Regions from separate parts of the Homo sapiens genome. Here region 2 is linked to region 1. Evidence: read pairs that join two places in POLR2A ChIA-PET (ENCODE). Cell type or tissue: PC-3. All regions are shown on one strand. Each heading gives the region's core, and the rest is flanking DNA. Links, peaks and the distances in the headings are about the cores only. Region 1 has its middle 55 kb from the start of SGPP1. Region 2 overlaps SGPP1 (sphingosine-1-phosphate phosphatase 1).

Region 1 (16,892 bases), core at 5,396-13,395:
GTTGACAGGACAGTAAATTATTTTAAATTATAAGGAAATGTTGTTACATTTGCATTTCAGTTAGACCTTTCTAACAGTAATGAGGAGGATCAATTTCAAGGAGGCGGGATTGGGCCAATCAGAATCACTCTGGCTGGACACTGGTTCATGCCTGTAATCCTAACACTTTGGGAGGCCGAGACAGGCAGATCACCTGAGGTCAGAAGTTCAAGACCAGCCTGGACAACATGGTGAAACCCTGACTCTACTAAAAATACAAAAATTAGCTAGCTGGGTGTGGTGGCAGGCATTTGTAATCCCACTTACTTGGGAGGCTGAGGCATGAGAATCACTTGAACCTGGGAGGCAGAGTTTGCAGTGAGCCCAGATAATGCCATTGCACTCCAGCCTGGGCGACAGCGAGACTCTGTCTAAAAAAAAAAAATTCTTCTGGTAGCTATAATCTTCAGACATAGGAATCAGGGGTAGTTATTATTTCTGTTCTGTACTGTGTTTCTATACATGATTTTCTCCTGTCTCTAGACAGGAGAGTTTGCAAAGAACCCAGTGAGAATGAAGTTTCCATTAGGAGGAAAATAAGTGGCATAATAAAGTTATTATATCTTTGTGTTGTTCTTTGAAAAATTGTGGCAATTCTTTCTGCACAGAGCCAGACACCTCTGCAAAATGTTGAATAATATTCAATAGAACTGTGTGATCCTTCTACTGACCTTTCATTTATCCAACAGCCTCTCCTATTCACACCACTCCCTCATCACTCATTGATAAGAAACTACTGTATACCTTGGAAATGCTCCTCTACAAGGTGTTCTTCAGTTTCTCTCAAACTTTGCCACCAAATGGAGACAGCTGTATTGTTTTTTCTGATTACAAAAGTAAAAGGTATTCTTTATGGAAAAAAACAGTAATGGAAGTCAGAAATATACATGGCGGAGGGGTAAACTTTGAGCCCACAACAAACTCAGATATACAAAACATACAGCACTCCTTCTTTCTTTCTTTTTCTTTCTTTCCTTCCTTCTTTCTTTTCTTCTTTCCTTCCTTTTTCTTTTTTTGAGACAGGGTCTTGCTCTGTCACCCAGGCTGCATTGCAGTGGTACAATCACAGCTCCCTGTAGCCTCCTCCTCCTCCCCAGGCTCAGGTGATCCCCCCACCTGAACCTCCTGAGTAGCTGGGACTACAGGTGCATGCCACCATACCCAGCTGTTTTGTATTTTTTTGTAGGGATGGGGTTTTGCCATGTTGCCCGAGGCTGGTCTGGAACTCCTGGGCTCAATTAATTGGCCCACCTTGGGCTTCCAAATTGCTGAGCAATTTCCGGCCAATCCCTTAATTTCTACCACTGACTTAAACTTCCTCTTGAGCTCTCATTCTACAGAGGGAGGGTGGAAGTGGAATAGGAATGTAATGCAGCCAATTAAAGGTATCTCAGTTTCTTTCTAGTTCAATGTCTCATTTCAGGTGAATGTATTCAGGCAGTCCTCCAGGATCCACTCCTGAATTTTCAAACTCCCCTACAATTTTTTCATCTCTACACTCACTTTTTATATTCCCAATCTGTCTTTGGTGAGGTCTCCTTAGTTTAGGTTCTACTTCTTCTTCTTTTTTTTTTTTTGAGACAAGTCTCACTGTCGCCCAGGCTGGAGTGCAGTGGCACGATCTCAGCTCATTGCAACCTCCACTTCCCTGGTTCAAGCGATTCTCCTGCCTTGGCCTCCAGAGTAGCTGGGATTACAGTGCCACCAACCTGGTTAATTTTTGTATTTTTAGTTAAGAGACAGGATTTCGCCATGTTGGTAAGGCTAGTCTTGAACTCCTGACCTCAGGTGATCTGCCTGCCTTGGCCTCCCAAAGTGCTAGGATGGCAGGTCTGAGCCACTGCGCCCGGCCAGATTCTACTTCTGATAAATCAAATACAAGATGGGAAATGGGAATATTTTCAGGCGTGCAAAGAATGAAAAAGCAAACAAAATGAAACAAAATTCCTTCGTATCTTTACTAGGAATTTACTAGAGATATGCTCTTCTGAAACAAAAATATAACCAAAAAATGAAAATGACATAGGACACAGGAAACAGGAGATCTAGGATAAGCACCAGGATAGTGAAGGGAGTTCCCCAGTTGACAGCTGTCACCAGGCACTGAGAGCAAACCTGTTCAGTTGGAGCAGATCATAGGCACCAAGAGGGATTTCTTTAGATGATGAAACCAGTGAAATATTTGATGCATCAGAACCTCTTGAAAGGAGATTTAGACAAATTGGCAAAGGGTTTGGGGTAATGAAAACTAAGAAAATTAACATAATGTTCTCTAGTTTTATCCATGTTGCTGCAAATAACAGAAATCCATTCTTTCTTATAGCTAAATAATATTCCATTGTGTATATATACACCACATTTTCTTTATCTATTTATCTGTTGATGGACACTTGGGTTGACTACACATCTTGGCTACTGTGAACAGTGCTGCAATAAACATGGGAGTGCAGATATCTCTTTGATACACTTATTTCCTTTCTTTTGGGTATATACGCAGCAGCGGAATTGCTGGATCATATGCTAGTTCTATTTTTAGTTCTGGGGGAAACTCCATATTGTTTTACATAGTGGCTGTACTAATTTACATTCCTCATCAGTGTACGAACATTATGTTAAGTGAAATAAGCCAGGCAGTGGGGAGGTGCGGCTGGGGCTGCATGCTCCGTGGAGGCAGCGGGACGCCGGGACAGGCAGGAACCCCCCTCCTTCTGAGTTAAGGCGGGAGCTTCCTGGGTGCCGCTGCAGCCGTCCAAACCGTGCCTGTAGACCTGGGCCTCCTGCTCCATGGAGCAGGCAGGAGCCCCGCTCTCCTGGACAGGCTGTAGCCACCCAAGTTGTGGCTGCAGATCCGAGCCTCCCTGTGCTCTTGTGTGGGCCGGGAGCAGGCAGGATCCCTGCCCTGCCCTCCCGGGTGCAGCTGCAGCTGCCTGACCCACTGCTGCAGACCCAGGCCTCCTGCTCCAAGGAGCCGGTGATAAGCAGAAGCTCTGCCCCTTCTGAGTTGGCAGGGCGAGAACTCCCTGGTGCAGCTGCAGCTGCAGCTGCCCTCCCAGGTGCAGGACCCAGGCAGCTGTCTCTACAGTCTGCACCCTTGGGGACCCTGGAAGGCTTCCTCATCCCTGTCCCAGCAGGCTCGCGGGTTTCTTCTCCCTCTGCCTGGCCTCTCTCCTCTCCCAGCATGGCTCCAATATCAAAGCAGGGATTGGGGATGAGCAGGGATGCTGTCGCAGTCCAGCTGGGTGTGCTCAAGCTTGCGGCAGTGCTTATACGCCAGCCCTCTGCCGCCTCTGCTGCCTCCAGAATTTGGGCACCCACGAGCGTGAGAGGGGAAGCCAAGGGGGCGCTGAGAGTGGAAGCCAAGTGGGGGCTGAGGGCGGCTTGGCACTGGCCTGCAGAAGCCCCTTGGTGAGAACAGCCTGGGTGCCATGGATGCTGGTGGCACAGTGGGATGCAGACAGGCTCCTGGGCAAAGGGAGCGGTCCCTGTAAGACCCCACCTTCAGGGCAGGGAGGGCCTGAAGGCTGCAGGTCAGGTGCCAGTCCCTGTGGGTCCAAGTGGGCACTTGTGGTGCCTTTTCCAGCCAGCCCATGGCTGCCTATGGACCCAGAGCACTTTGTCCTCTCCGAGGTCCATAAAAGCCCCCAACTCAGCCAGAGCAGGGCAGAGGATGGAGAGATCATGGGACTACCAGTTGCAGAGAGGAGCCACCCACTCCAGGGCCTGCTGGGACAACCTGGCTACAGAGGGGAGCTACCCACTGCAGGTCTCCTCTGAGCTGTTCTAACACTCAATGAAGTTCCTCTTCATCTTGCTCATCGTCCACTTGTCTGCATACCTCATTCTTCCTGGATGCAGGATAAGAACTCAGGCAAAGGCATCACCGGCCACAGAGGTTTCTGGCCAAAAGAGTGACAATACATGTTTTCACTCCTATGTGGGAACTAAAAAAATTGATCTCATGGAGGTAGAGAGTTGATTGGGGTTACCAGAGACTGGGAAGAGTAGTGGGGAGGTGGGGAAGAAGATGAGTCAGTTAATGGGTACAAAAATTTTGTTGCGTAGAAGGAATAAGATCTAGATTTCAACAGCCCAATGAGGTGACTATAGTTAACAATAATTAATCATACATTTCAAAATAGCTAGAAGAGAAGATTTGGAATGTTGCCAACACAAAGAAATGATAAATATTTGAGATTGTCGATATCCCAATTACCCAGCTTTGATCATCATATATTGTATGCATGTATGTATACCCGGGCTCAAAAATAACGGAAAGAAAGAAAAAAGAAGGCTGGGCACAGTAGCTCATGCCTGTAATCCTAGCACTTTGGGAGGCCAAGGCAGGTGGATTGCTTGAGCCCAGGAGTTCAAGACTAAGCTGGGCAACATGGCGAAACCCTGTCTCTACAAAAAATACAAAAGCTAGACAGGCATGGTGGAACATGCCTGTAGTCCCACTGCTTGGGAGGCTGAGGTGGGAGGATCACTTGAGCCCAGGATGTCCAGGCTGCAGTGAGCCATGTTTGCACCACTGCACTCCAGCCTGGGTAACAGAGCGAGACCCTGTCTAAAAAACTTTTTTTAAAAAGAGAGAAAAAGCACAATTATTAAATCTAGGCAAAATAAAGATTTATTCAGGATAAGAAGATAATCATAGCATATACTACTTCTCTCAGCTATGAATAATGTTTACATAATCATAATTACGTACTTAATGTTGGTGAAGGAAGAGCAAATAGAGTTGGGTCCTCATCTGCAATAGGAAACCAACAGATAGTTTACAAAACTGAAGACCCAAGAAATAACAATTAAGCATGTTGTTTAAAGACATGGCAGTAAACATCAAAACAATCAGTTATAAATGATGAAAGTAGTTATGTCTGAAGAGAAGGGAAAGTAATGGGTGGAAGAAGGGAAGGGCAGTGCTGTTTTTCTTTTTTCTTTTTGAGACAATCTCGCTCTATCACCCAGACTGGAGTGCAGTGGCATGATCACTGCTGACTGCAGCCTAGACCTCTTGGGCTCAAGTGACCCTCTTGCCTCAGCCTCCTGAGTAGCTGGGACCACAGGCTCATGCCACCATGCCCAGCTATTTTTTTTTTTTGAGACAGTCTTGCTGTGTTGCCCAGACTGGAGTGCAGTGGTGTGATCTCAGTTCACTGCAAACTCCGCCTCCTGGGTTCAAGAGAGTCTCCTGCCTCAGCCTCCCTAGTAGCTGGGATTACAGGCACACACCACCATGCCCAGCTATTTTTTTTATTTTTAGTAGAGACGGGATTCACCATGTTGGCCAGGCTGGTCTTGAACTCCTGACCTCAGATGATCCGCCCATCTCAGCCTCCCAAAGTGCTGGGATTACAGGCGTGAGCCACTGCGCCCGGCTGCCCAGCTAATTTTTAAATTTTGGTTGTATAGATGGGGTATGGCTATGATGCCCAGGCTGGTCTTGAACTCCTGGGCTCGATTGGTCCTCCTGCCTTGGCCTCCCAAAATGCTGGACCTACAGGTGTGAGCCACCATGCCTGTGCTGTTTTTCTTAACAAAACTTGTTAAATCACTTGAGTCTTTAAACCAAGTGTGTGTATAATGTCAATAATGATTTAAAAAAAGCTTCACTAAAGCTTCATATTTCTTTGGTTTTATGAGACATAGCCACATATCAAAAGATAGTACAGAATCTTGTACGTTTTGTGGACAGATATCCACACTTGTCGCACATGGTTCTTTTTTGGATCATGCCAATTCCTTCAAGCAATTCATCCCTAGAAGCAGGTAAATAGACCATAATTACTTCATGAACAGGTTTGAAATTGTAACTGGGAGTTAATCCTAATAGATTCTGGATATGAAGTGTGCCAGGTGTTTTTTTTGTTTGTTTGTTTTGTTTTGTTTTTGAGATGGGGTCTCACTCTGTCACCCAGACTGGAGTGCAGTGGCACAATTATGGCTCACTGCAGCCTCAACTTCCCAGGTTCCAGCAATCCTCCCACCTCAGCCTCCCAAGTAGCTAGGACCACAGGTGTGCACCACCTACCTAACTACATTTTGTATTTTTGGTAGAGACGGGGTTTTGCCATGTTTCTCAGGCTGGTCTCGAACTCCTGAGCTCAGATGATCTGCCCGCTTGACCTCCCAAGTGCTGGGATTACAGGTGTGAGCCACCGTGCCTGGCCTGAAGTGTGCCAATTCCGATTAAGGGTGAAAGTAAGGTGGGATATATTTTCCCAACTCTTCAATATTTCCAAAACAAAAATAAAACATTTGAGGAATAGTGAATAGTGGGACTTATCAATACAAGAGGGTTTGTTTTCCTTAAGAATGAGGATCACCACTTCAAACTTAACACAAAGAGCTTGTGTTTTTCCTACATTCACAAATACAACACCCCTCACCCCCCCAAAAAAATAACAGTCCACCACTGAATTTAGTAGATGTACACACATAAACAAACACATATGTGTGCAGGTACACTTATACATATGATATATAGGTGGTGCAAATAACTTTTAAAACTATACTTATTTATTTATATATTTTTATTTTTATAGGAGACAGGGTCTCTATGTTTCCCAGGCTGGTCTCGAACTCCTGGGTATAAGTGATACTCCTGCCTCTGCCTCCCAAAATGCTGGGATTGCAGGCATGAGCCACTTCACTCAGCATAAACTATTTTTATATAATTACAAATTTATAGCTGGGCTCCATGGCTCATTCCTGTAATCCCAGCACTTTGGGAGGCCCAGGTGGGAAGATCACTGGAGCCCAGGACTTTGAGACCAGTCTGCGCAACATAGAGAGACCCATCTCTACAAACAAACAAAAATTGTTTGTTTGTTTGTTTGTTTGTTTGTTTTTGAGATGGAGTATCACTCTGTTGCCCAGGCTGGAGCGCAGTGGCACGATCTCAGCTCACTGCAACCTCTACCTCCCAGGTTCAAGAGATTTTCCTGCCTCAGCCTCCCGACCAGCTGGGACTACAGGCGTGCACCACCATGCCCAACTAATTTTTGTATTTTTTTTTTTAGTAGAGACAGGGTTTCACCATATTGGACACGCTGGTCTCGAACTCCTGACCTCGTGATCCACCCGCCTCAACCTCCCAAAGTGCTGGGATTACAGGCATGAGCCACCGCACCTGGCCCAAAAAATTACAAATTTACCAAAAAAACTTGCAAGAATAGTATAGGGAATTCCTATCTACCCACTAGACCCACAAATGGTTTCTGTCTTGCACCACTTGCTTCATCATTCTCTATGACACACATTTATTTGTATGCATGCATGCACATATATGCACATGTATATTTTTTGAACCACTTAAAGTTAAGTTGTTACCAGGTATAGAGGGCAACTGTGTTCTTTACCCCTTGATACATTTGCGTGTATTTTCTAAATACAAAGACATTCTCTTAAATAACCAGTACAATGACCTAAATCAGAAAGTTTAGCGTTGATACCATACTATTGAATCTACAGTCCCTGTTCAAATTTCATAAATTGTTCAAATAGAGTCCTCCACAGCTATTTCTTTTTTCCTTGTCCAGGATCCAAGCCAGGATTACATATTTACATTTAGTTGTAATGAGTCTTTGATCTCTCTTTTTCTTTTCTGGCAGTTATAAAGGCAATCTTTGGTCTCTTTTAGTCTGGAACTGCTCCTCTGGCCAGATATTTTGTAGAATGTTATTCAATTTGGATGTGTCTTATGTTTCATCATAATTAGATTCAGGTTATGCATTTTTGGCAGGAATACCACAAAAGTGATACTATATCTGTTTAGTCCGTTTTAACACTGCTATAAAGAAGTCTCCGAGACCGTCGTGGCGTGCGCCTGTAGTCCCAGCTACTCAGGAGGCTGAGGCAGGAGAATTCCTTGAACCCGGGAGGCGGAGGTTGCAGTGAGCCAAGATCGCGCCACTGCACTCCGGCCTGGGCAACAGAGCAAGACTCAGTCTCAGAAAAAAAAGAAGAAGAAGAAGTGCCCGAGACTGGGTAATTTATAAAGGGATTGACTCACAGTTTCCCATGGCTGGAGATACCTCAGGAAACTTATAATCATGGCGGAAGGCAAAGGGAAAGCAAGATACCCTCTTCACAAGGCCGCAAAAAGGAGAATTAGCGCAGGAGGAACTACCAAACACTTATAAAACGATCAGATCTCGCGAGAACTCATTCACTATCATGAGAATAGCATGGGAGAACTGCTCCCATGATTCAATTACCTCCACCCGGTCTCTCCCTTGACACAAGAGGATTATGGGGATTACAATCAAAGATGAGATTTTGAGTGGTGACACAGCCAAACCATATCAATATCCTTCTTAAAGCATTTTATCAGGAGACATATGTCAGATTGTCCCAATATCGCTAATGTTAACTATAATCACCAGGTGAAGATGATGGCCACCAGACTTCTCCATTTTAAAATTAATATTTTATATTAATTAATATTTGAGGATATTAATTAAACAAAATTTAATTATTTCAATTTAATTTACAAATAATTGATTTTATATATTTGTAATTTTAATATTAAGTAATTCATGGGAAAGTACTTTTATACTATGTGAATATTCTGTCATGTTTTACCCACTAGTTTTGGCATCTGCTAATAATATTTCACTTTACCATTTCTTCTACACTTTGTAGTTGGCATTCTCTTACAAGTAAAAGTTTTCTCTTCTTTCTTATTTATTTATTCATTAATTCTTATCAATACGGGCTCACAGAGTCTTATTTTATTCAATGGGTAATACTCCATTTCTATCATTATTTATTTTGATGATCAAATTGCCTGGAATTTGGCTGGTAAGAGACTTTCAAGTTAGATCTTTTGTCCCTTTTGATGTGTTCCAGTCACTCTTTTTTTTTTTTTTTTTTTTTTGAGATGGAGTTTCACTCTTGTTGGCAGGCTGGTGTTCAATGGTGTGATCTCAGCTCACTGCAACCTCTGCCTCCTGGGTTCAGGTGATTCTCCAGCCTCAACCTCCTGAGTAGCTGGGATTACAGGCACATGCAAACAGGCCCGACTAATTTTTGTATTTTCAACAGGGTTTCACCATTTTAGCCAGGCTGGTCTCGAACTCCTGACCTCAGGTGATCCACCCACCTCGGCCTCCTAAAGTGCTGGGATTACAGGCGTGAGCCACTGTGCCTGGCCCCCAATCATTCTTTAAGCCCTTTTCTTTCATTTTTTGTTTTTGGTTTTTTTTTTTTGAGATGGGGTCTTGCTCTGTAGCACAAGCTTAAAGTGCAGTGGCATGAACATGGCTTACAACAGCCTCAAACTCCTGGCCTCAAGCCATTCTCCTGCCTCAGCCTCCCAAGTAGTTGGGACTACAGCTGTGTGCCACCACGCCTGGCTACTTTTCTTCTTAGACAGGGTCTCGCTCTGTTGCCCAGGTTGGTCTCCAGCTTCTGGACTCAAGTGATTCTCCTGCCTCGGCCTTTCAAAGTGCTGGGATTACAGGTATGAGTCACTGCTCCTGACCTTTTAAACACTTTTCCAATTTGACACAGGATATTCTATACTACCTTATTCTTTTGCAAGCCCAAGAGGAAAATAAAGGAATCAAATCTGGGTGCTAGGTGTGCTCACTGCTATTGGTGTGTCATTGTTTCTAGTCCCACACTGGAGAAAATGCTAGAAAAAAAGTATATAAATATAACTTTATATATATATAGAGAGAGAGAAGGCCTAAGGTCCATCTCTCTCTCTACCTCTGGGGTTCATGCTAGCCCTCCTCTTCTCCATATGTGTAACTTCCATTTCCAACAGTGAGAAAACAGTGGCTTTCCAAGATTGCGCCACTGCACTCCAGCCTGGGCGACAGAGCGAGACTCCGTCTCCAAGAAAAAAAAAAGAAAAAAAAAGTGGCTTTCATTATCTTCCTATATACTTATTTATTTGCGCAAACCTAGAATGCAAATGAGGTACTTTTAGGATTGCTAATTCATACTACTGTGGAAAGCAAATCTCATGAATTTCAATATTTATTTATACTTCTTTTCCATTTTTTCAGGTAAAATTTCCATACAGCGATGTCCACAAATCTTTCTTTTTTTTTTTTTTTGAGTTGGAGTTTCACTCTTGTTGCACAGGCTGGAGTACAATGGCGCGATCTCGGCTCACCGCAACCTCTGCCTCCTGGGTTCAAGCGATTCTCCTGCCTCCACCTCCTGAGTAGCTGGGATTACAGGTATGCACCACCACGCCTGGCTAATTTTTTGTATTTTTAGTAGAGACAAGGTTTCTCCATGTTGATCAGGCTGGTCTCGAATTCCTGACCTCAGGTAATCCGCCCACCTCGGCCTCCCAAAGGGCTGGGATTACAGGCGTGAGCCACCGTGCCTGGTGTCCAAGAATCTTAAGGGTATCATTTAACAACTAAATATACCCATTTAACCTCCCGATAAACATTCCCATCACCCCAGAAAGCTCCTTTGTTCTTCTTTCTCAGTTGATCCCCATCCCAATGCCATCCACAAACTCTGTCCTGATTTTTTCACTACAGATAAGTGTTCCCTGTTCTAGAACAACATGCAAATGAAGCATAGATTATGTATTCTTTTTTTGATTCTTTGGTTCAATGTAATAAGATTCAGGCAAGTTGATGTAGGCTTCAGTAGTTTGTTCATTTTTTTTAATACTTCTCAAACAGTTTTATATTTTAGTTATGAAGGTCAGTTACCAGAGCCAGACTTGTTCTTAACAAGCAGAATTTTTATGTCCATTCAGAGTCCCTTACAATTTTCTCAGCCTATTCACTTGCAGAGAGTAGAAACTGTATAGTTTGATCCTATTTGTTTATTTATTTAGAGACAGGGTCTTGCTCTGTTGCCCGGGCTGGAATACAGTGGCATGATCTCGGCTCACCACAACCTCTACCTCCCTGGTTCAAGCGATTCTCCTGCCTCAGCCTCCCAAGCAGCTGGGATTACAGGCACCTGCCACCATGCCCAGCTAAGTTTTGTATTTTTAGTAGAGATGAGGTTTCGCCATGTTTGCCAGGCTGGTCTTGAACTCCTGACCTCAAATCGTCTGCCCGCCTCGGCCTCCCAAAGTGCTGGGATTACAGGCATGAGCCACAATGCCTGGCCCCTTTTTATTACTGAGTAGTATTCCATTGTATAAATATAGTACAGTTTGTTTTGTAGTGTTCAGGGTGGAAGTCTTACACAGCTTTTGTGAGATTTATTCCTAAGTATTTTTATGCTATTGTAAATAGAATTGTTTTCATTTCATTTTCCAGTTGTATTTCCAATGTCATTGATTTTAAAATATTGACCATGTGTCCTATGATCTTGGGATTATTAATTCTAGAGTTATTATAGATTCCTGGATTTCCAAAATTAATGATCATGATATGTGTGAACACTGAAAGTTTTACTTATTCATTTCCCATCTGTATTCCGTTTATTTTATTGTTTATTTATTTTTTGAGATGGAGTCTTGCTCTCTTAACTGCAAACTCTGCCCATCTCCGCCCCTGCTCACCCCGCCCCAGTTCAAGCCCCAGTTCAAGCGATTCTCCTGCCTCAGCCTCCTGAGTAGCTGGGATTACAGGCACGTGGCACCACGCCTGGCTAATTTTGTATTTGCAATAGAGATGGGGTTTTGCCATGTTGGCCAGGTTGGTCTCGAACTCCTGACCTCAAGTAATCCGCTCACCTTAGCCTCCCAAAGTGCTGGTATTACAAGTGTGGGCCACTGTGCCCGGTTCCTTTTATTTATTTATTTATTTGCATTCGCTAAGATTTCTAATACAATGTTGAGTTGAAATGTTGAGAGGGGACGTCTTGGCTTGTTCCTGATCTTACAAAAAATAATTCAATATTTCACTGATTGTGTGAGGTTAGCTCTGAGGTTTTTGCAGCTGATCCTCGTTTTCTAGCTTTTTTTTTTTTTTTTTGAGACCAGTCAAGCGCAGTAGTGAGAAGGGGAACAGAGTATTTTTCTAGCTTCTTAAAGTGGAAATTTAGATTACTGATTTTATTTATTTATTTATTTATTTATTTATTTATTTGAGACGGAGTTTTGCTCGTGTTGCCCAGGCTGTTGTGCAGTGGCATGATCTCAGCTCACTGCAACCTTAGCCTCCCAGGTTCAAGTGATGCTCCTGCCTCAGCCTCCTGAGTAGCTGGGATTACAGGCACATGCCACCATGTCAGGCTATTTTTTTTTTTGTATTTTTAGTAGAAATGGGGTTTCACCATGTTTGCCAGGCTGATCTCGAACTCCTGACCTCAGGTGATCTACCCACCTCAACCTCCCAATGTGCTAGGATTACAGGATTGAGCCACTGCGTCTGGCCTGTTGATTAATTTCTTTCTTTCTTCCCTCCCAGCTTTACTGAGGTAACATTGATGAAATAAAATTGTATGTGCTTATAGGCTGGGCACAGTGGCTCATAGCCATGAGCTACTTTGGGAGACTCCCAACACTTTGGGAGACTGAGGCAGGAGGATCACTAAGGCCAGGAGTTCAACACCAGCCTGGGCCACATAGTGAGACCCCATTCCAAAAAAATAATAATGGGCCAGGTGCGGTGGCTCAAATCTGTAATTTTGGCACTTTGGGAGGCCAGTGTGGGTGGATTACTTGAGGCCAGCAGTTTGAGACCAGCCTGGGCAACAGAGTGAAACCCTGTCTCTACAAAAATGACAAAAATTAGCTTGGCATGGTGGTGCATGCCTGTAGTCCCAGCTACTCAGGAGTCTGATGTGGGAGGATCACTTAAACCCAGGAGGTTGAAGCTGCAGTGAGCTATAATCATGCCACTGCACTATAGGCTGGGTGACAGAGTAAGACCCGGTCTCAGGAAAAATTTTAAGAATAATAAATAAATAAAATAATAAAATTAAAAGTTGTATATATTGATGGTGTACAACATGATGTTTTCACATATGCATATAGTGTTAAATGAATACCACAATCAAGCTAATTAGCATGTATTCATCCATTTTCACACTGCTGTAAAGACAAACCCAAGACTGGGTCATTTATTAAAAAAAAGAGGTTTAATTGACTCACGGTTCTGCATGGCTGGGGAGGCCTCAGGAAACTTACAATTGCAGAGGAAGGGGAAGCAGGCACATCTTACAACGGGGCAGGTGAGAGGGCATGAGCAAGAGCAGGGAAAACTGCCTTATAAACCCACCAGATCTCGTGAGAACTCACTCACTATCAGGAGAACAGGATGCGGGGAAATGCCCCCATGATCCAGTCACCGCCCACCAGCCTCCTCCCTCAACACCTGGGGATTACAATACAAGATGAGATTTGGGTGGTGACATAAAGCCTAACCATATCATATCATATATCCATTGCCTCACATAGTTACTGTTTTTTCATGTGTAGTTAGAACATTCAAGATCTACTCTCGGTCAGGCATGGTGATTCATGCCTGTAATCCCAGCATTTGGGAGGCTGAGATGGGAGGATCAATAGAGGCCAGGAGTTTGAGACCAGCCTGAGCAACATAGCAAGACCCTGCCTCTACCAAAAATTTAAAAACTAGCCAGGCATGATGGCCTGTGCCTGTTGTCCTAGCTACTTAGGAGGCTGAGGCTGGAGGATCCCTTAGGCCCAGGAGTTCCGGGTTACAGTGAGCTATGATTGAGCCACTGCACTCCAGCCTGGGTGACAGAGCGAGACCCTGTCTTTAAAATATATATTATTATTGTATGTGGGAATGTTGATCCAATACAAACTACTCCACTATTACAGAACTGTAACGTGGAAAATTTTAAATTATAATAATTATCTTCTGTGAGTCTTCAAAGCTGAAGGTCTCAGACTGGTTTCATACACCAATTTGTTTTTGTTTTGTTTTGTTTGAGGCAGGGTCTTGCTCTGTCACCTAGGCTGCTCACTGCAGCCTTGAACTCCTGAGCACAAGCAATCCTCCCACCTCAGCCTCTCAAAGTTCTGGGATTACAGACATGAGGCACTGCACCTGGCCTGTATACCAGTTTGTATGAGAAGTATAAGTAGAAGATATTAACCACATTTGGACATATTTCCATTCATAATAATTTAGTTGCTGGGAATGGAATAGAAAAGATGGTTTCCCACTGTTCTTGCTCTGAATTGCAAGACTGTCCTCTGTTTTAACAAAGTATTCTGTCATAGCAGTCAAGGGCAAATTCTTTCAGCTGTGAGTCATCTTACTCATTAAAAGCCTCATAATATAGCTTACTGATTTTCCCCATTTGTTAGATAAAGAATTTCCTACCTCCTCCCAGACAGTAGTTTAATATGTTGGGCTGCTGTATGTGATTTTGTTTAAAGGTAGTGTGCCACTGTTTTTTAAAAACAATTGCAAATCCTAGTTTAGAAAATCTCTAGGAGTCTCTAAAATTAAATAACAATGTATTTTAGTTTGTTTGCCTATAGAAGAATGGTGAATGTGTACAAAAATAATCTTTGGCTTAGAAATTTCCAGTTTTGGCTGGGCATGGTGATTCACACCTGTAATCCCAGCACTCTGGGAGGCCAAGGTGGGCGGATCACTTGAGGTCAGGAGTTTGAGACCAGCCTGGCCGAGATGGTGAAACCCCATCTCTACGAAAAATACAAAAATTAGCTGGGTGGTGGTGGCGCACACTTGTAGTCTCAGCTACCTGGGAGGCTGAGGCAGGAGAATCACTAGAACCCAGGAAGCGGAGGTTGCAGTGAGCTGAGATCATACCACTGCACTCCAGCCTGGGCAACAGAGTGAGACTCTGTCTGAAAAAAAAAAAAAAAAAGAAAGAAAGAAAAAAAGAAATTCCCAGTCTTGGGTGATCTTCAAAGCTCTGCCCACTTGACAGCAGGTGGGATCATTTGTCAGTAAAATACTCCTCTGATTTCTTTCTATTTGAATTCATCCAAGGATCTATAATGCAAAACTCTCTTACTATTTTTGACATAAATATTATTATTCTGTACTATTTAACATTTTCATTATGGTAGTAAAACTAAAAGGCAAAGAGATTTGTGCTGAGAAATGTGTGCTATTCACAGTAGATATTACTTAAGTTCAAAGGCACGTGTGCAGCTGGATTGGACTAAGACCCTCTCAATAGTCCAAAGCTATAATTGTGTGAACCTTCTAGAATCAGACATATTTGCAAAAGATTGTCATTGCTTAAGGGTTCATGCAATAATTTATCTGATTGTTGCAAGTTTCAGACTTGCCATCATCTGGACATTCCTGTTCATCAGAGCAGTAGGAATTTTCATTTTAATTGTGGCATCGAACTCACTAATCATCTGCTACCATGGTAATCAATAGGTGTAAATATTCTAATAAACATTCATTTAAAGTCTCCAGTGAATTAAGATGCTATTTAAATGAAAAACAATACATTGATATAGGTCAGTGTGTTGCCTCTCCCTTGGTGTGCTTACTAATTTACCAAATGCACTCTGTATGCGTCTAATGGTAAAGGAAAAGTACTAGGGGCTCTTTTTAATGTGTTAACTGAGAAGAAGCCTAGTTTTTTTAGCCCATTAACAAAAGCTATTACTATATCTCCCCTAAAATACTGGCAGATCAGCCAAGGCAACATAGTGGGACCCCATGTCTACAAAACAAACAAACAAACAAACAAACAAAATTAGCCAGGGGCGGTGGCACGCACCTGTAGTCCCAGCTACTTTTGGAGGCTGAGGCGGGAGGATCACTTGAGGCAAGGAGGTTGAGGCTGCAGTGAGCCGTGGTAACATCACTACATTCCAGCCTGCATAACAGAGTGAGACCCTGTCTCAAAAAATAGTAATAAATAAAATAGGTCTGGCATAGTGGCTCACGCCTGTAATCCCAACACTTTGGGAGGCCGAGGCAGGTAGATCACCTGAAGTCAGGAGCTCAAGACCAGCCTGGCCAACATGGCAAAACCCAGTCTCTACTAAAAATACAAAAATTAGCTGGGCACTGTGGCAGGCACCTGTAATCCCAGATACTTTTGGAGGCTGAGGGAGGAGAATCACTTGAAACTGGGAGGCAGGGGTTGCAGTGAGCCGAGATCACACCACTGCATTCCAGCCTGGGCAACAGAGTGAGACTCCATCTCAAAAAATAAGTAAATAAAGGCCAAGAGTGGTGGCTCATGTCTGTAAACCCAGCACTTTGGGAGGCCGAGGTGGTGGATCACCCAAGGTCAGGAGTTTGAGTCCAGCCAGACCAACATGGCGAAACCCCATCTCTACTAAAAATACAAAATTAGCTGGGCATGGTGGTGGGCACCTGTAATCCCAGCTACTTGGGAGGTTGAGGCAGGAGAATCACTTGAACCCAAGAGGTGGAGGTTGCAGAGAGCCAAGATCATGCCATTGCACTCCAGCTTGGGCGGCAAGAGTGAAACTCCATCTCAAAATGATAAATAATAAAGTAAATAAATAAATAAATAAAATTAAATTAAAATACTGGCAGATTGCCCTTCCTACATTGTAAGCTTCTTGGAGACACAGATCATGTCATATTATTAATGCTGTAATTCTGTCAGTGCCTAACATGCTGCCTTGCATTTCATTAAATGGCTTAAACTGTTGTTTAAGCCATGCAATTTATGGCATTTTGTTATAGCATATGAAGACAATTATTAATACAATAATTTAAATTCTACCTACCAAATTATAGCTATTTTATTTATTAAAACCTCTCTTTAGCCAAGTGTAGTAATGCACATCTGTAGTCCCATCTACCTGGGAGGCTGAGGCAGGAGGATTGCTTGATCCTGGGACATGGGGGCTGCAGTGAGCCGTGATCACACCACTGCACTACATCCTGGGTGACAGAGCGAGACCCTGTCTCAAAAAAGAAAAAAAAGAAAAAAACTTCTCTCTTGTCTTCAGTTTTCTTTTTTTG
Region 2 (16,892 bases), core at 4,550-12,549, 63 kb after region 1:
AAGCGGAGGCGCCTCTCGCCGGAGACCCTCGACTGCGAGGGCGGCAGCCAGGGGCGCCTGGAGGCCCCCAGCCTCCCGGGAGCGACCGCAATCAGTGCCCGGCCAAGCCGGACGGCGGCGGCGCCCCCAACGGCGTGCGGAACGGGCTGGCGGCCGAGCTGGGCCCGGCCTCGCCGCGGCGCGCGGGCGCTCTGCGCCGCAACTCGCTGACGGGCGAGGAGGGCCAGCTGGCCCGCGTGAGCAACTGGCCGCTCTACTGCCTGTTCTGCTTCGGCACGGAGCTGGGCAACGAACTCTTCTACATCCTGTTCTTCCCCTTCTGGATCTGGAACCTGGACCCTCTGGTGGGCCGGAGGCTCGTGGTCATCTGGGTGCTGGTCATGTACCTGGGCCAGTGCACCAAGGACATCATCCGCTGGCCGAGGCCCGCCTCGCCGCCCGTGGTCAAGTTGGAGGTCTTCTACAACTCTGAGTACAGCATGCCCTCCACCCATGCCATGTCCGGCACCGCCATCCCCATTTCTATGGTCCTCCTCACCTATGGCCGCTGGCAGGTAGGGTTCCTTCTCGTCCTGTTCAGCCTGGGGGAGTTCAAAGAACTCGGAGTTCTCTTTGCTCTCTGCATTTATTTTAATTCGACCGTTCCCCTCCAAAGCCTCTCTTTCCACAGGTTTTCACAATACTCGCAAACAGGCCCTTTCTGGGTTTTGAAAAATTAAGTGATTGGGGGAAACTGGATACTTAGCCGTTGAATTCTATTTTAATATTAAATTCCAATTTAATGCCTTAGAACCCAAAGGACACACTTTTCCTAGAGTAATACATTGTCATTGGGCTTTGGTTGAGTTTTTTAAACGGCTTTAATTCTTGTAATGCACAGTGGAAGTGAATTTTTTAAATAATCGCTATGTAAACTAAGACCCAGTTTCACCGTAATATATGGTGCCTTCTTCCCTAAAACTGTTTCAGAAAGAGGTAAAGTCATTAGCTTTACCGTGAGACAGTGTTTACAAAACGTTAGTGTAATTCCAAAACAAACATGCTAGTTCCAAGCAATGAAGTAATCGATTTTCATCGAAGTTCCCTTTATGGAAGTTAATGGAGCACAGGGTGAGTTCTGTTTTTAAGGGGTGTGGTTGCTACTTTGCTGATAAAGTTTGATTATCTTCTGGATCACTAATCTGTAGTATCTAACAGTTGTTGAGCTACAACTGTAATACTATAGTGTTATTGCCTCATTAACTCTAAAAATGCATGGTTTAAAAGTTATTCTTAAAGATAGGGCTCTTGATCAAACTAGTGGGTTTATAAAAATGGCAAATATGACAGCAGGGTCAGCCTGACAATCAGGAAAATTTTTTTTTTTTTTAACCCTCTCTGAAAACTGCCAAGGGAAGAGTTTTTAATGGTAATCGTTTTTATTTTGCTTACTTCTTTTGGCCTTCCAATGTTTATCTGTCTTTGAACTGTAAGATTTGTTAATCCTGCAGACCAGTCCCTTATTTTAAGAATAAAGTGCGTAATTGTGGAGATTCTAAGGAAACAAACTTCCTCTATTTTTTCCCCCTTTACTTCACAAAATCATTTTACATTGAGAAATACACATTCTGTGTAAAACTCCATTATGATAAGCTTACTTATCCCACATTAAATTTCAGTGTAGATAAAATTTCGTCCCCATGGATACTTCTGTGTAGTGCATCTCTCTTACAGTACATGGAAAATACGCATTGTGCATAGTAAGAATGGCAGAATTAGGAGGAAAGAGTACCATGGGAAGTTTTTTTCTGTTTAACCAAAGGAGCTATACGGTGATGTTCAGATTGTGAAGCAGTGCTACCTGTTTTGCGTAACAGATAAATATCTCGAAGTTTTCATTTAATCTAAATATTTCAGAATTTAAGATTTTCAATGAGCTGTGTTTGGCCTGGTGATGTTAGCTGATGATGTTTCTCTTATTTTCGTGAGACTTTTAGGATTCTGTAACAATAGAGCCTTTTATGATGCCTTCTCAGTGAGTAGCTATTTTGTATGCTATTAGTATTAGCAGTCAAAGTAAGAGAAAATAGCTATTTTTGCTCTTTATTTGTTCTGGACACATACTAACTGGAAGTCTGAAAACAGTACTGCTGAATCGTTTATGGGATATTGATATTCTAACATTTCAGGGTTATTTGAATTATCAGAATAAGCTTAGATTTAGTTTTTAAACAACCTAGTATATTTAACTCAAAGTTTAAGAAATTTGCGTATCATAGAATTTTAGACTTTGAAGTAGACCGGATGTTAGAAATCACTTAGTTTCAAACTGTCATTTTACAGATGTGCAAACTGACCAGTTACATTAAAATTAATCTTGTAATGCTTTAAATTTCTTATTTTACATTTTTTCACTCTAAATTTGCATGATTTTTCGGTTAGTTGTTCTGAAAGAAAGCCTCCTGACGGAGTCTCGCTCTGTTGCCCAGGCTGGAGTGCAGTGGTGCAGTCTCGGCTCACTGCAACCTCTGCCTCCCAGGTTCAAGCAATTCTCTGCCTCAGCCTCCCGAGTAGCTGGGATTACAGGCGCCTACCACCACACCAGCTAATTTTTTAAGGATTTTTAGTAGAGATGTGGTTTCACTGTTTTGGCCAAGCTGGTCTTGAACTCCTGACCTCAGGGGATCCACCCATCTCGGCCTCCCAAAGTGCTGGGATTACAGGCGTGAGCCACTGCGCCTGGCCTAAGCCTCCTTTATATGAAAGTTCTGTGTTTATAAATGTTTGACTAATAATCCAGTACAAAAAACAAGATGGCTTTTTAACCTTTTTCCTTTTTTTTTTCCCTAAGAGTCGGGGTCTCACTATATTGCCTAGGCTGGTCTCGAACTCCTGGGCTCAAGTTATCCTCCCTCCTTGGCCTCCCAAGTGCCAGCTTTTCCTTTTTTTTTTTTAAGACGGAGTCTCGCTCTGTTGCCCAGGCTGGAGTGCTGTGGCGCAATCTCGGCTCTCTGCAATCTCCTGATCTCAATCAGGAGATTGAGACCATCCTGGCTAACACAGTGAAACCCCGTCTCTACTAAAAAATACAAAAAATTAGCCGCCCCCCGCTCATCGGCCTCCCCACCACTGGCCTCCCAGAGTGCTGGCATTACAGGCGTGAGCCACCGCGCCTGGCCTCCTTTTCCTTTTCCTTTTTTTTTTTTTTTTTTTTTTTTTAAAGATCCTTGTTATCTATTGAAAACAAAAGTACCTTCCTTTGCTTCAGCTGTTTGGGTCCTCTACTCTGTGAATTAGTATTGTACTGCATTGGAGGCTTATATAGAAAGCCTTTCCCCTAGAAACTGGGGGAAGAATTAAATAATGAAAGCCTGGTGTTTTTCTAATAAGTTTTGGTTGGCAGTCTTGCCTATCTGCTGTGCCTCAGCTGCTTATTTGGGACAGGTATGGTTACTTATATATGCCTGGCGTGCTGAAACATCTCTTGAAACTGAGTTCTATACCATTCCTTTGTCTTGGCTTTACTACTTCACTACTACCTACTACTTAATGTTTCTGCCCTCATTGAAATTTGCTCAAGATTCACCACCCAGAGCATTTTAAATTAATCCTTTCTGTTTCATTATTCCTCACTTACACTTAAAATGACAGTATATGGCCAGGTGTAGTGGTTCATCCCTGTACACCTAGCACTTTGGGAGGCTGAGGCGGAAGGATCCCTTGAGCCCAGGAGTTGGAGACCAGCCTGGGCAATATAGCGAGACCCTGTCTCTGCAAAAAAAAATCAAAAATCAGCTGGGCATGGTGGCGCATGCCTGTAGTTCTAGCTACTAGGGAGGCTGAGGTGGGAGCATCACTTGAGCCTGGGAGGTTGAGGCTGCAGTGAGGTGTGATTGCACCACTGCACTTCAGCCTAGATGACAGGGCAAGACCCTATCTCAAAAAAAAAAGACAGCGTACAAACTCGGGGTTGTTTAAAAATGCAGATTTCTACATTTCCCAGGGTAAGTTTCCCAGAGATTCTGACCCATTAGATGAGTGAGGAGTTAGTTGTATTTCTTCAAGATTGCTGTCTCAGCTTCTTTGAAATTCCAGTCTTTGAATTTTTTTTTTTTTTGAGACGAAATCTCTCTTTGTCACCCAGGCTGGAGTGTGGTGGTGTGATCTTGTCTCACTGCAAACTCTGCCTCCCCGGTTCAAGCGATTCTCCTGCCTCAGCCTCCTCAGTAGCTGGGACTACAGGCGCACACCACCACCCCCGGCTAATGTTTGTATTTTTAGTAGAGACGGGGTTTCACCATGTTGGCCAGGATGGTCTCGATCTCTTGACCTCGTGATCCACTCCCCTCAGCCTCCCAAAGTGCTGGGATTACAGACGTGAGTCACTGCACCCTGCCTGAATTTTTTTAAGGTACGTTATAAGACAAAGGAGAGATTGGAATAGTATAGCTCCAAGTAATTACTTAAAGAGTTTTGTATATAAATTTTATGGTGATGGAGGATAGAAAATGTTATGACCTTTTCCCAAGGATTAAATAACTTGAGATCCATTGCCTAGGATAATGGTTATTGCTCTCATATTATTCATTGGAATTTTTTGTAGCCTGAATTGGAAAAAAAATTAAGAAATAAGGAGCATCTGATATAAAGACAATAAATAGTCCTTTGAAGAATAAGATAAACAATATGACGTTCCTTTTCCATTTATGTTTGCATGTTCTTTTCAAAAATAAAATTTCTTAATTTTTAAAGCTCTGTTTGACTTGAATTAATTTAATTTTTAAATAATATGGAATGTAATCAGTTTTAACTGTATACTTTATTTAATTAGAAGGTTTTAGATTAATTTTTTTTTTTTTTTTTTGAGACAGGGTCTTACTCTGTCGCTCAGACTGGAGTACAGTGGCACGATTCCGGCTCACTGCAGCCTCGACCTCCCAGGCTTAAGTGATCCTCCCACCTCAGCCTCCCAAGTAGCTGGGACCACAGGCACACACTACCACCAGCTAATTTTGTTTGTTTGTTTGTTTGTTATAGAGACGGGGTTTTGCCATGTTGCTTAGGCTGGTCTTGAACTCCTGAGCTCAAGTGATCCTCCCACCTCGGCCTCCCAAAGTGCTGGTATTACAGGCGTCAGCCACCTTGCCCTGCTAAAAATTAGCTGTAGCACTTACTTTATAGACAACTCATTGCCAACTAGTCTTTCATTTTGTGTGCTTTTACTACTTTTTATTATAATAATTATATTTTATAATAATAATGTTATAGCATTGTTAATATTTTTATTTTTTATTTTTTATTTTTTGAGATGGAGTCTCACTCTGTTGCCCAGGCTGGAGTGCAGTGGTGCGATATTGGCTCACTGCAACCTCTGCCTCCTGGGTTCAAGTAGTTCTCCTACTTCAGCCTCCTGAGTAGCTGGGATTACAGGCACGCCCCACCACGCCCGGCTAATTTTTTTTTTTTTTTTTTTTCAATAGAGACAGGGTTTCACCATGTTGGTCAGGCTAGCCTCTAACTCCTGACCTTGTGATCTGCCCACCTTGGACTCCTAAAGTGTTGGGATTACAGGCATGAGCCACTGCGCCCAGCTGTTAATATATATTTTTAAGCACTTACTATGAATCAGACATTGTTTGAAATGTCTTTTATCTCATTTACTCTTCTATAATACCCCAATGTTCCTATTACTAGCATGGGTTTACAGATGAGGAAACTGAGGTACAGGGAGGTTATATTATGTAACTTAAGCAAAGTAACCTAGCCAGTAAGTGTCAGGGGCTCAGACTGACTCAGCAGCTTATATAGAAAATTCATTTTAAATCACACTTTGTGTGTGATTTTTAAGGTATGCTTGCAGTAATATTATTTTTGAAATATATGATTGTATTCTTAAAATATGAGAATAGCTTTTATATACCTTGAGAAGATAATTTGTGTTTGTGTATGTACATACATATGCAACATCCACAAATATTTGTGTTTTAAACATGTATGAAGATGTTGACTGAAATCAAATGCTGATTTGTCACCTAATATAAATAAAAAATTTGATAAACATAGTAAGAGCTTTGGAAAAGAAAGACACATAAGAATATTCTGTCAAAATGTTGTTTACTGTAAATAATAGAAGAAGATATCTGTGAGGTCATGAAAAGATAAATGGAAGAAAGGCAAAAAGTAAGAGTTACAAAAGTAGGTCACAGTAAAGACCAGAGGAGGCTGCAAGATCCAAGAAAAATTGATCACTATGGTAATTCTGGAAAGAAACACAGTTTATTAAAAAATTGAATTGGCTTGCCTCTTTTTTATGGAGCACGATACTTGTGTTTGAAATTCACGTTTTCCTGAGTTTATAAGTCCTTATTACTAATTCCTTTTTTTTTTTTCTGGATACGAAGTCTTGTTCTTGTCACCAGGCTGGAGTGCAGTGGCATGATCGTGGCTCACTACAACCTCCGCCTCCTGTGTTCAAGTGATTCTTCTACCTCAGCCTCCTGGGTAGCTGGGATGACAGGTGTGTGCCACCACACCCGGCTAATTTTGTATTTTTTTTGAGATGGCGTCTTGCTCTGTTGCCCAGCCTGGAGTGCAGTGGCACGATCTTGGCTCACCCACCACCATGCCTGTCTCTACTAAAAATACAGAAATTAGGCTGGGTGCTGTGGCTCACGCCTGTAATCCCAGCACTTTTGAAGGCCGAGACGAACGGATCGCCTGAGGTCAGGAGTTCAAGACCAGCCTGACCAATATGGTGAAACCCCGTGTCTATTAAAAATACAAAAATTAGCTGGGTGTGGTGGCAGGTGCCTGTAGTCCCAACTACTTGGGAGGCTGAGACAGGAGAATTGCTTTAACCTGGGAGGCAGAGGTTGCTTGAACCCTGCTGACAGAACAAGACTCTGTCTCAAAAAAAGAAACATGAAAAGAAGAGTACATTTCTTTCTCTGTCCCACAGCTTCTAGGGTCTTTTTTTCTGAAGGATTCAGTGTTAGACATCTCTTGTTTAGCTTCCCAGAGGTAGTCTCTACTTTTGCAGACATACATTTATATAGTTGTTTGTTTGTTTTGAGACGGAGTTTTGCTCTTGTTGCCCAGGCTGGAGTGCAGTGCAATGGTGCGACCTTGGCTCACCGCAACCTCCGGCTCCCAGGTTCAAGTGATTCTCCTGCCTCAGCCTCCTAACTAGCTGGGATTACAGGCGTCCACCATCACGCCCGGCTAATTTTTTTAATTTTTAGTAGAAATGGGGTTTCAGCATGTTGGCCAGGCTGGTCTTGAACTCTTGACCTCAGGTGATCCACCCGCCTCGACCTCCCAAAGTGCTGGGATTACAGGCATGAGCCACCGCACCCGGCCTATATAGTTTATTATTCATACACAAGGTAATATACTGTACTGTTCTGGATCTTGCTTTTATCACTTAGTAATATATTGCAAAGACCTTCCTTCCCCTCCCTCCGTCTCTTTCTTCCTTCCTTCCATCCATCCATCCTTCTTTTCCTTTTTCTCTTTCCTTCCCATCCTTCCTTCCTTTTTTTCTATTTCTTCTTTTTTTCTTACCATTTTTGTTTTTACATAGGTTTCACCATGTTGCCAAGGTTGGTCTCAATCTCCTGGGCTCAAATGATCCTCCTGCCTCAGCTTACCAAAGTGCTGGGATTACAGGCATGAGCCACCATGCCCAGCATGTTTTTTTTTTTTTTTTTGTGAGATGCAGGCTCCCTCTGTCGCCCGGCTGGAGTGCAGTGGTGCCATCTTTGCTCACTGCAACCTCCCCCTCCTGGGTTCAAGCAATTCTCCTGCCCCAGCCTCCCGAGTAGCTGGGATTACCGGCACCTACCACCATGTCCAGCTAATTTTTTTTTTTTTTTTGTATTTTCAGTAGAGATGGGGTTTCACCGTATTGGACAGGCTGGTCTCGAATTCTTGACCTTTGGTGATCCGCCCGCCTCTGCCTCCCAAAGTTCTGGGATTACAGGCATGAGCCACCGTGCCTGGCCTTCTTTTTTTTTTTAAGTCCAACAATTAATGAATACTAATTATGTGTCTATGATTTTTAAAAATGCCTTACATAAATTAATTCTATATATATATAGAGAGAGAGAGGGAGAGAGGCAAACAGAAGGAGAGAGAAAATGCTATCTAATTTTTTTCACATTTGCATGCTGTTCCAATATATTAATATGACATAATTTAATAAGTTGACTATTTCTATACATTTATTTATTTATTTTCCCAGCGCTCCCCTCAAGAAATATTCCAATACCTTTAGTTTTCCAATTGTTTGCTAGTGTAATGACACAGTGACTGTTTACTGGAACACATTACTATGTCAAAGAATATAGGCATTTAAATTTTAACAGATAACGTAAAATTGCCTGTCATAAAGATTGTACTAATTTACATTCATCCTGGAAATGTATGAGAGTATCTGGTTTCCTATGCTTTCAGTGTTGCAGTATGTTATCAAATTTATTGATATTCCTCAAAATAATTTTTCTTAAATTAAAAAAAAATAATTTTTATGTGGCCAGGCGTGGTGGCTCACACCTGTAATCATAGCACTTTGGGAGGCTGAGGTGGGCGGATCAGCCGAGGTCAGACATGGAGAAGCCCTGTCTCTACTAAAAATACAAAAATTAGCCGGGTGTGGTGACAAGCACCTGTAATCCCAGCTACTCGGGAGCTGAGGCAGGAGAATCGCTTGAACCTGGGAGGCATACGTTGCAGTGAGCCAAGATCATGCCACTGCACTCCAGCTTGGATGACAGGAGCTAAACTCCATGTCAAAAAAAAAAAAAAAAAAAAAAAAAAAAAATATATATATATATATATATATATATATATATATATATGTATATACATATATATGAATTTTTACTATCCTAATTTTACAGATGACAAAGTAATTTTAACATTGTATTTAATTTGAATTAGTCTTATCAGTAAAGTTGAAGAACTTTCCATAGGTTTATTGACCACTTATGTTTCCTTTTCTGTGAGCTGTCTATTCAAAGCATTTCTTTTATTTTTTTTCACTTAGATTATTGGTATTTTACTTACTGATCTTTACAGATTTTTAATTTTTTTATTGCTATGGGTACCTAGTAGGCATATATTTATAGGGCACATGTTGATTTTTAAAAACTGTATCTTTTTTTAGTGGTTGCTTCACCTTAAAATAATATTACATTAGTTCAAGTATAGCATCAGAACCTTGCAACAGTATATTTCCACTTATCCCTGCCCTCTCTTTGTCATGCATTTATATCCATATATGTCCTAAGGCTCACAATTCATCGTTATTATTTTTGTATAATGTTCCAATGTATGATATAGAATGTCCCAATATGGTTTTGGAACTGGTATAATTTTTCTCCTACCTAAAGAGCCTCTTTTCACATTTTTTCTACTATAGATCTGCTGGTGATAACATTTCCTTAGCTCTTTTATTTGAAAAATATATTGAATTAATTTTGGAAAAATATTTTCATGAGGTACAGAATCCAAAAATAAAGATACAGAATTCAGAATTCTAGGTTGATAGTTTTGTTTTTTCTCTTGGCACTTCTTTTTTTTTTTTTTGAGATGGAGTCTTGCGCTGTTCCCCAGGATGGCATACAGTGGCCCAATCTTGGCTCACTGCAACCTCCACCTCCTGGGTTCAAGCAGTTCTCCTGCCTCAGCCTCCCAAGTAGCTGGGACTGCAGGCGAGCACCAACATGCCTGGCTAATTTTTTTGTAATTTTAGTAGAGATAGGGTTTCACTGTGTTGGCCAGGCAGGTCTCAAACTCCTAACCTCAAGTAATCTGCCTGCCTCAGCCTCCTAAAGTGTTGGGATTACAGTTGTAAACCACTGTGCCCGGCTACTTTTGGCACTTTTAGTACTATGTTGTACCATTGCCTTCTGGCTTGCATAGTTTTTGACAAAATATCTGCTGAAATTCTTATTTGTGATCCCCAGTACTTAATATGTATTTTTTATTCTGGCTGGTTTTAAAATTTTCTCTTTTTCTCTAGTGTTGAGCAATTTAAAAATGATGTGCCTTAACATGCTTTTTCTTTGTATTTCTTCTGCTTTGAGGTCATTGAGCTTGAATCCATGGGTTTGTAGTTTTCGTTATATTTGGAAGATCTTCAGCATTATTTTTAGAATTTTTTTCCTCTCCCTTCCCCACTTCCATTCGGTTCTTTGGAAATTCCAATTTCAGTACGGGTGTGGTGGCTCATGCCTGTAATCCCAGCACTTTGGGAGGCCGAGGCTGGCGGATCACGAGGTCAGGAGATTGAGACCATTCTGGCTAACATGGTGAAACCCCAGCTCTACTAAAAATGCAAAAAAATTAGCCGGGCATGATGGTGGGTGCCTGTAGTCCCAGCTACTCGGGAGGTTGAGGCAGGAGAATGGCGTGAACCTGGGTGGTGGAGCTTGCAGTGAGCCGATAACGGATATCATGCCACAGCACTCCAGCGTGAGCGACAGAGTGAGACTCCGTCTCAAAAAAAAAAAAAAAGAGAAATTCCAATTTCATGTGTTTTAAACTGTTCATTCACAGGTCCCTGAAGCTCTATTCTTTTTTTTTTTTTTAAGCATTTTTGCTTTCCCTGCTTCCTTTTTTACAGTTTCTGTTGCTATGGCTTTAAGTTCACTTACCTGTTCTTTTGCAATCTCTAATTTTCTGGTAATTTTATCAAGTAGGATAGGGTATAATTTCAGATTCTGTGTAGTTTATATCTAGAAATTGCATTTGGGTCTTTTAAAAAATCTTCAATTTCTCAGCTCATTATATTTCTGTATTCTTGAGTAAGTTCAGAAGATTTTTAAAAATTACAGTTGGGTCCTGGGCACGGTGGTTCATGCCTGTAATCCCAGCACTTTGGGAGGCCAAGGCAGGTGGATCAGCTGAGGTCAGGAGTTTGAGACCAGCCTGGCCAACATGCAGAAACCTCCTCTCTACTAAAAATACAAAAATTAGCTGGCATGTTGGTGGGCGCCTGTAATCCCAGCTACTTGGGAGGCTGAGGCAGGAGAATTGCTTGAACCCAGGAGGCAGAGGTTGCTGTAAGCTGAGATTGTGCCACTGCACTCCAGCCTGGGTGACAGCGTGAGACTCTATCTCAAAAAAAAAAAAAGTATTATTGGGTACAGAGACTCACTGTCACCCAGGCTGGGGTGCAATTGTGAGATCTTAAACCCAAGAGCCTCGAACTCTTGGGTTTAAGGGAACCTCCTGCCTCAGCATCCAGAGTAGCTAGGACTGCAGGTGTGTGCCACCATGCCTGGCTAATTTTTTAAATTTTTTAATTTTATATTTTTAATTTTTTTGTTTGTTTTTTTGAGACTGAGTCTTGCTCTGTTGCCCAGGCTAGAGTGCAGAGGTGTGATATTGGCTCACTGCAACCTCCACCCCCCGGATTCAAGCGATTCTCCTGCCTCAGCCTCCCAAGTACCTGGGATTACAGGCGCTCGCCACCACACCCAGGTAATTTTTGTATTTTTAGTAGAGATGGGGTTTCACCATGTTGGCCAGGCTGGTCTTGAACTCCTGGGCTCATACTATCCTCTCACCCCCGTTTCCCAAAGTGCTGGGATTACAGTACCTTGCCCAGCCAATTTATAAGATGTTTTATAGCAATCTTAAGGTATTTATCTTCTAATTCCATCATCTTTGTCATCTTTGTGTGTTTCTATTATTTCTCCTGATTATAGATCATATTTTCCTAATTCCTTGCTTGGTAATTTTTACAGTTTTGGATTTTGTTGTATTTCTTTACATAGTCTTGGAGTTTGTTCTGGTGTGCAGTTAAATTACTTGTCAGTTTAAATCCTTCTAGGTTTGATAGGATGGTCCAGAATAATCGTAGGTTAAGGCTAATTTAGCTTCACTACTTACATGATAACCTTCTAACCATTCTACCCAATTCCCTCTTCACTGCTTGATGGGAAAGCAATTGCAAGCTTATATGAGCTTTGGGAATTGTTTGGCCTGCTCCTCTCCACAGTGGTTTTTTCTACAGTCTGGTGGATTTCTCCCCATGCATGCACAGATTAGTACTCAGCCAGCAACTTCATGAGTTCCCTCTACATATCTCCAGGGCTCAGTCTCTGAGATTTGTCTCTCCAATACTCTGTCCTGCAAATTACAGCCTCTTTGGCTTCTGAGGATACTAGTCTTTCTCCCCTTAACTCAGGGAAACTGCTGGACTCAGTTTTGATTCTTCCTCCTGTGCTACAGCCTGGAAACTGCCTCTAGCAGCAGGATAATGCAATCACAGGGCTCATTTGTTTCCCTTTTCTCATGGATCTGAGTTTCACAAGAGTGAAACTCCGGCTCAAAAAAAAGGGGGTTTTATTCGAACAACATACAAACACACAACAGAATGCTTCATAAGTCACTTTAAACAATAAAATAGACAATAATAACATACATATTTTTATAAGCATACTCAGGTATACTAATGACAGTTGCACAGGTACAACAGTTATGAGCAGATGAACTGTATTCATAAGGTCATTGGCTGGGTGCGGTGGATTATGCCTGTAATCCCAGCACTTTGGGAAGCTGAGGTGGGTGGATCACCTGAGGTCAGGAGTTCGAGACCAGCCTGGCCAACGTGGTGAAACCCTGTCTCTACTAAAAATACAAACAATTAGCTGGGCGTGGTGGCAGGCGCCTGTAATCCCAACTACTTGGTAGGCTGAGGCGGAGAATCACTTGAACTCGGGAGGCAGCGGTTGCAGTGAGCCAAAATCACAGCATGAGCAACAAGAGCAACACTCCATCTCAAAAAAAAAAAAAAAAAAGGTCGGCTGGGAGCAGTGGCTCATGCCTGTAATCCCAGCACTTTAGGAGGCTGAGGCAGGAGGATCTCTTCAGCTCAGGATACCAGCCTGGGCACCATGGTGAAATTCCATCACTATAAAAAATATAGAAAGTTAGCCAGGCGTGGTGGTGTGTGCCTGTGGTCCCAGCTACTCTGGAGGCTAAGGTGGGGAAAAATCACCTGAGGCTGCAGTGAGCTGTAACCACATCACTATACTCCAGCTTGGGCAACTCAGTGAGACCCTGTCTCAAAAAAAAAAAAATAAATAAAAATAGAAGGAGGTCAAGGCTGGGCATGGTGGCACATGCCTGTAATCCCAGCACTTTGGAAAGCCAAAGCAGGAGGATCACTTGAGGCCAGGAGTTCGAGACCAGCCTGGGCAACAAATCAAGACCCTTTCTCTACACAAAATTTAAACATTAGCCAGGTGTGGTGGTATGTACTTGTAGTCCCAGATACTTGGGAAGCTGAGGTGGGAGGATCACTTGAGCCCAGGAGTTGGAGGCTGCAGCGAACTATAATCATGCCACTGTGTCTTAGCCTGGGAGATAGAACGAGACTCCATTAGTAAAAAATGAAAATTAAAAAAAATAAAGAGTTAAAAAAGTGAAGTACAAACATTTATCACTATGGCTGGTAATTGTGTGCACTCCACTTTATTAACTGTGGTCATCTGAAATACCATGATAGACAATCTGAGCCTTTTGATGAGATCCATCAAAAACCACATGGGCCAGCTACCACATGTGCAGTCACCCAAAGAGTCAAGATCTCAAGAAATTTTATCTTTCACAAATGCAGATGTACATCACTTCGTTTATTAAGTTTCTACATTTTTACCTTGTGAACCAGGGAAGTTGATGGTGTAACTCCCAGTCCAAGGCTGAAAGCCTCAGGATCTGGGTGGTTGCTGGTGTAAGTATGTGCTGGAATCCCAAGGCTGGTGAGCCTGGAGTTCTAACATCCAAGGCAGCAGAAGAAAAGTCTGTCCCATCTCCCAAAGAATCCAGTTAACCTTCTGGATATGTTCTGTCTGGGCCTCCTGCAGATTAGATGGTGCATGCCAACATTGAGGGCAGATCTTTCCCATCTAGTCCACTCTGACTCATACACTAATCTCCTCTGGAAACATGCTCACAGACACACCCAAAATGATGCTTTACCAGATTTCTAGGTATTTCTTAATCCAGTCAAGCTGACACCTAAAATTAAGTCCACAAATTCAAACCTTGTCAACTTCACACCCATATGTATGAACTGTATATAATTTCCATGTAAAGACAATAGCAAGAAAATACTTCACCTAACATGATATGGCTATCCCACATACAACCAAAAATGTGCTAAATTTCTTCCCTAGATTTTGGCTTTCAAATTCCAGGATTTTAATATTTTGGGTTTTTAATTTTCAGGATTTTAGATATTAGAGATTTTAGACTTTAGAGATTTTGATCTTTTGGGATTTCAACATTCAGGATTGTATCTTTTGGGATTATGACTGACACCAGTTCTGACATAGACCGTTTAGGCCACAGAGCCTAAATAGTTGCTATCAGGCTCTTTACAAAAAGCTTTGCCAGTCCCTGACTTAGTGTCAATGGCAGTAGAGAGAAATGGGTGAATTTGATAGATATTAAGAGGTAGAATTGACAAAACATGGTGACTAATTGGATATATCAGTAAGAAGGAAAAAAAGTATTGTTCTGAGGTTTCCTGCTTGGCAAGCTGAGAAGTAGTAGTTTGGTTTATAGAAATAGCAAATAATGAAAGTGGGTCAGATTTGGGGAAAGTGGCAACGGCATGGAGATGACTTCAGTTTTAGGTATTTCGAGTTTGAAGTGTCTATAAGTCATCTGGAGCTGTCCAGGAGATGGTTCTATACATGAAGATCAGGACCAGTTTCTTGTCATCAGCATATAGGTGCAAAATGAGTACACACAGAAGAAGAGAGGGTCTGCTGGGCACAGTGGTGCAGGTCTGTAATCCCAGAACTTTGGGAGGCTGAGAATGGTGGATTGCTTGAGCCCAGGAGCTCGAAACCAGCTTGGGCAACATGGTGAAATGCCATTTTTTTTTTTTTTTTTTTTTTGAGACAGAGTTTTGCTCTTGTTGCCCAGGCTGGAGTACAATGGCACGATCTCGGCTCACTGCAACCTCCACCTCACAGACTCAAGCAATTCTCCTGCCTCAGCCTCCCAAGTAGCTGGGATTATAGTCCCAGCTACTCAGGAGGATCACTTGAGTCCAGGTGGTTGAGGCTGCAGTGAACTGTAACGGTGCCATTGTACTCCAGCCTGGGCAACAGAGCAAGACCCTCCCTCAAAAAAACAAACAAAAAATAAGTAAAAAATACAAAAAAATTAAAAATGTTCTGTTTTCATACGCACATGTCTGCCTCACTCATAGTTTTATTTTTATAAATTCAAGCACACAGTAGAGACTCTCTTTCTGACTTTATTTGCAGCTACTTTTAGAAAAAAGAATCTGACTGGCTCAGCACAGCCAATGGTTTTGCTTCCCTAGTGCCAAGTGTTCATTCCTGATCCAAGTAGCTGTGGTCAAGGGAGCAGGATCACAGGGGATGAGCATGTCTCCAGGGCCACACTGCTGGGTCCAAGTGGGGGAAGTTTTCAGAAGAGAGGGGTGTAGATTGGACAGTATCATAAAATGAATGTAGTACAGAGGGAAGCCAGAAGTGAAAGTAAGAGAGAGGGTGTTTCTAGAAAAGAAAAGTAGTTAACATTGTTATTCTGCTAAGAGAACAAGCAAGATAAGTACTGAAATTTATAGAAGACTTAGAAAATAAATTAAAAAAAGAAAAAGCTAATGTTAATTTTTTATTTCCTTACAATTTGAAAATAGTTGGGACCATATTATATGTGGAGTTTATTCTTTTTATTTAATATTATATGTGATTATTAATTTTATGTATCAGTTTATTTGAGTAAAGGTACTCAGATTTTTTTTTTTTTTTTTTGAGATGGAGTCTTGCTCTGTTGCCCAGGCTGGAGTGCAGTGGTGCGATCTTGGCTCGCTGCAACCTCCGCCTCCCAGGTTCAAGCGATTCTCCTGCCTCAGCCTCCCCAGTAGCTGGGATTACAGGTGCCTACCACCACGCCTAGCTAAGTTTTATATTTTTAGTAGAGATGTGGTTTTGCCATGTTGGCCAGGCTGGTCTGGAACTCCTGACCTCAAGTGATCTGCCCACCTTGGCCTTCCTGGGATTACAGGCCTTGACCACCATGGCCAGCAAAAGTACTCAGCTTTTGATCAAAAATGATCAAAACATCTAGATGTTTTTCTGAAAGTAGTTTTTAGACAAGTTTAACATTTAAATCAGTGGACTTTGAGTAAAGCAGATTATCCTCCATAATGTGAGTAGGTCTTATCCAATTAAATGAAGGCCTTAAGAGAAGACTGACCTCCCCCAAAGAAGAGTGAATTCTGCCAACAGAATGGTTTCAGACTTGAGCTACACATTAACTCTTCCCTGGGTCTTCAGCCTGTCGGCCTGCCCTGCAGATTTTGGACTTGCCAGCCCCTACAACTGCATGACCAATCCTTAAAATAAACTTTTCTTTGTATATGTAGATATACATATCCTATTGGTTCTGTTTCTCTGGAGAACCCTGAGTAATACATTATGTAAAGAATTTTCCCACCAATATAAATCCCTAGAAAACAATCTTAATGGCCAGGTGCAGTGGCTCACGCCTGTAATCCCAGCACTTTGGGAGACCGAGGTGGGCGGATCACCTGAGGTCAGGAGTTCAAGACCAACCTGGCCAACATGTGGAAATCCCGTCTCTACTAAAATTACAAAAAATTAGCTGGGCGTGGTGGTGGACGCCTGTAATCCCAGCTACTTGGGAGGCTGAGGCAGGAGAATCGCTTGAACCCGGGAGGCAGAGGTTGCAGTGAGCCAAGATCGCGCCATTGCACTCCAGCCTGGGCAGCAAGAGTGAAACTCTGTCTCAAAAAAAAAAAAAAAGAAAGAAAACAATCTTAATGAATGAAATTTTAAAAATATTCCTATGAAATAGTTTTTATACTGTAGGGTTATGATTATTATAGGTCTTAGTAT

The links. ChIA-PET counts read pairs that join two places held together with the same protein. Peaks named below come from ENCODE experiments on the same cell type or tissue, not always from the same donor. Only the 100,000 strongest peaks of a DNase experiment are listed, where the experiment ranks them.
Region 2: POLR2A ChIA-PET joins it to region 1 with 6 read pairs; 12 of 35 experiments call an interaction of 5 or more read pairs at or near these places.

What each region holds. Positions count from the first base shown.
Region 1 is chr14:63,774,499-63,791,390 of GRCh38, reverse strand. It overlaps a transcript of SYNE2 not described here. Among named protein-coding and RNA genes, the nearest start is that of SGPP1, 55 kb to the right of the region's middle. In PC-3, for the core only: no CTCF peak of the experiment used is centred there; a DNase peak (open chromatin) is centred at 9,510.
Region 2 is chr14:63,710,923-63,727,814 of GRCh38, reverse strand. It overlaps SGPP1 (sphingosine-1-phosphate phosphatase 1), which reads left to right. Exons shown (of 3, transcript NM_030791.4): 1 at 1-554. Among named protein-coding and RNA genes, the nearest start is that of SGPP1, 8.7 kb to the left of the region's middle. RefSeq lists a silencer at 49-148 and enhancers at 409-458, 103-604. In PC-3, for the core only: no CTCF peak of the experiment used is centred there; no DNase peak of the experiment used is centred there.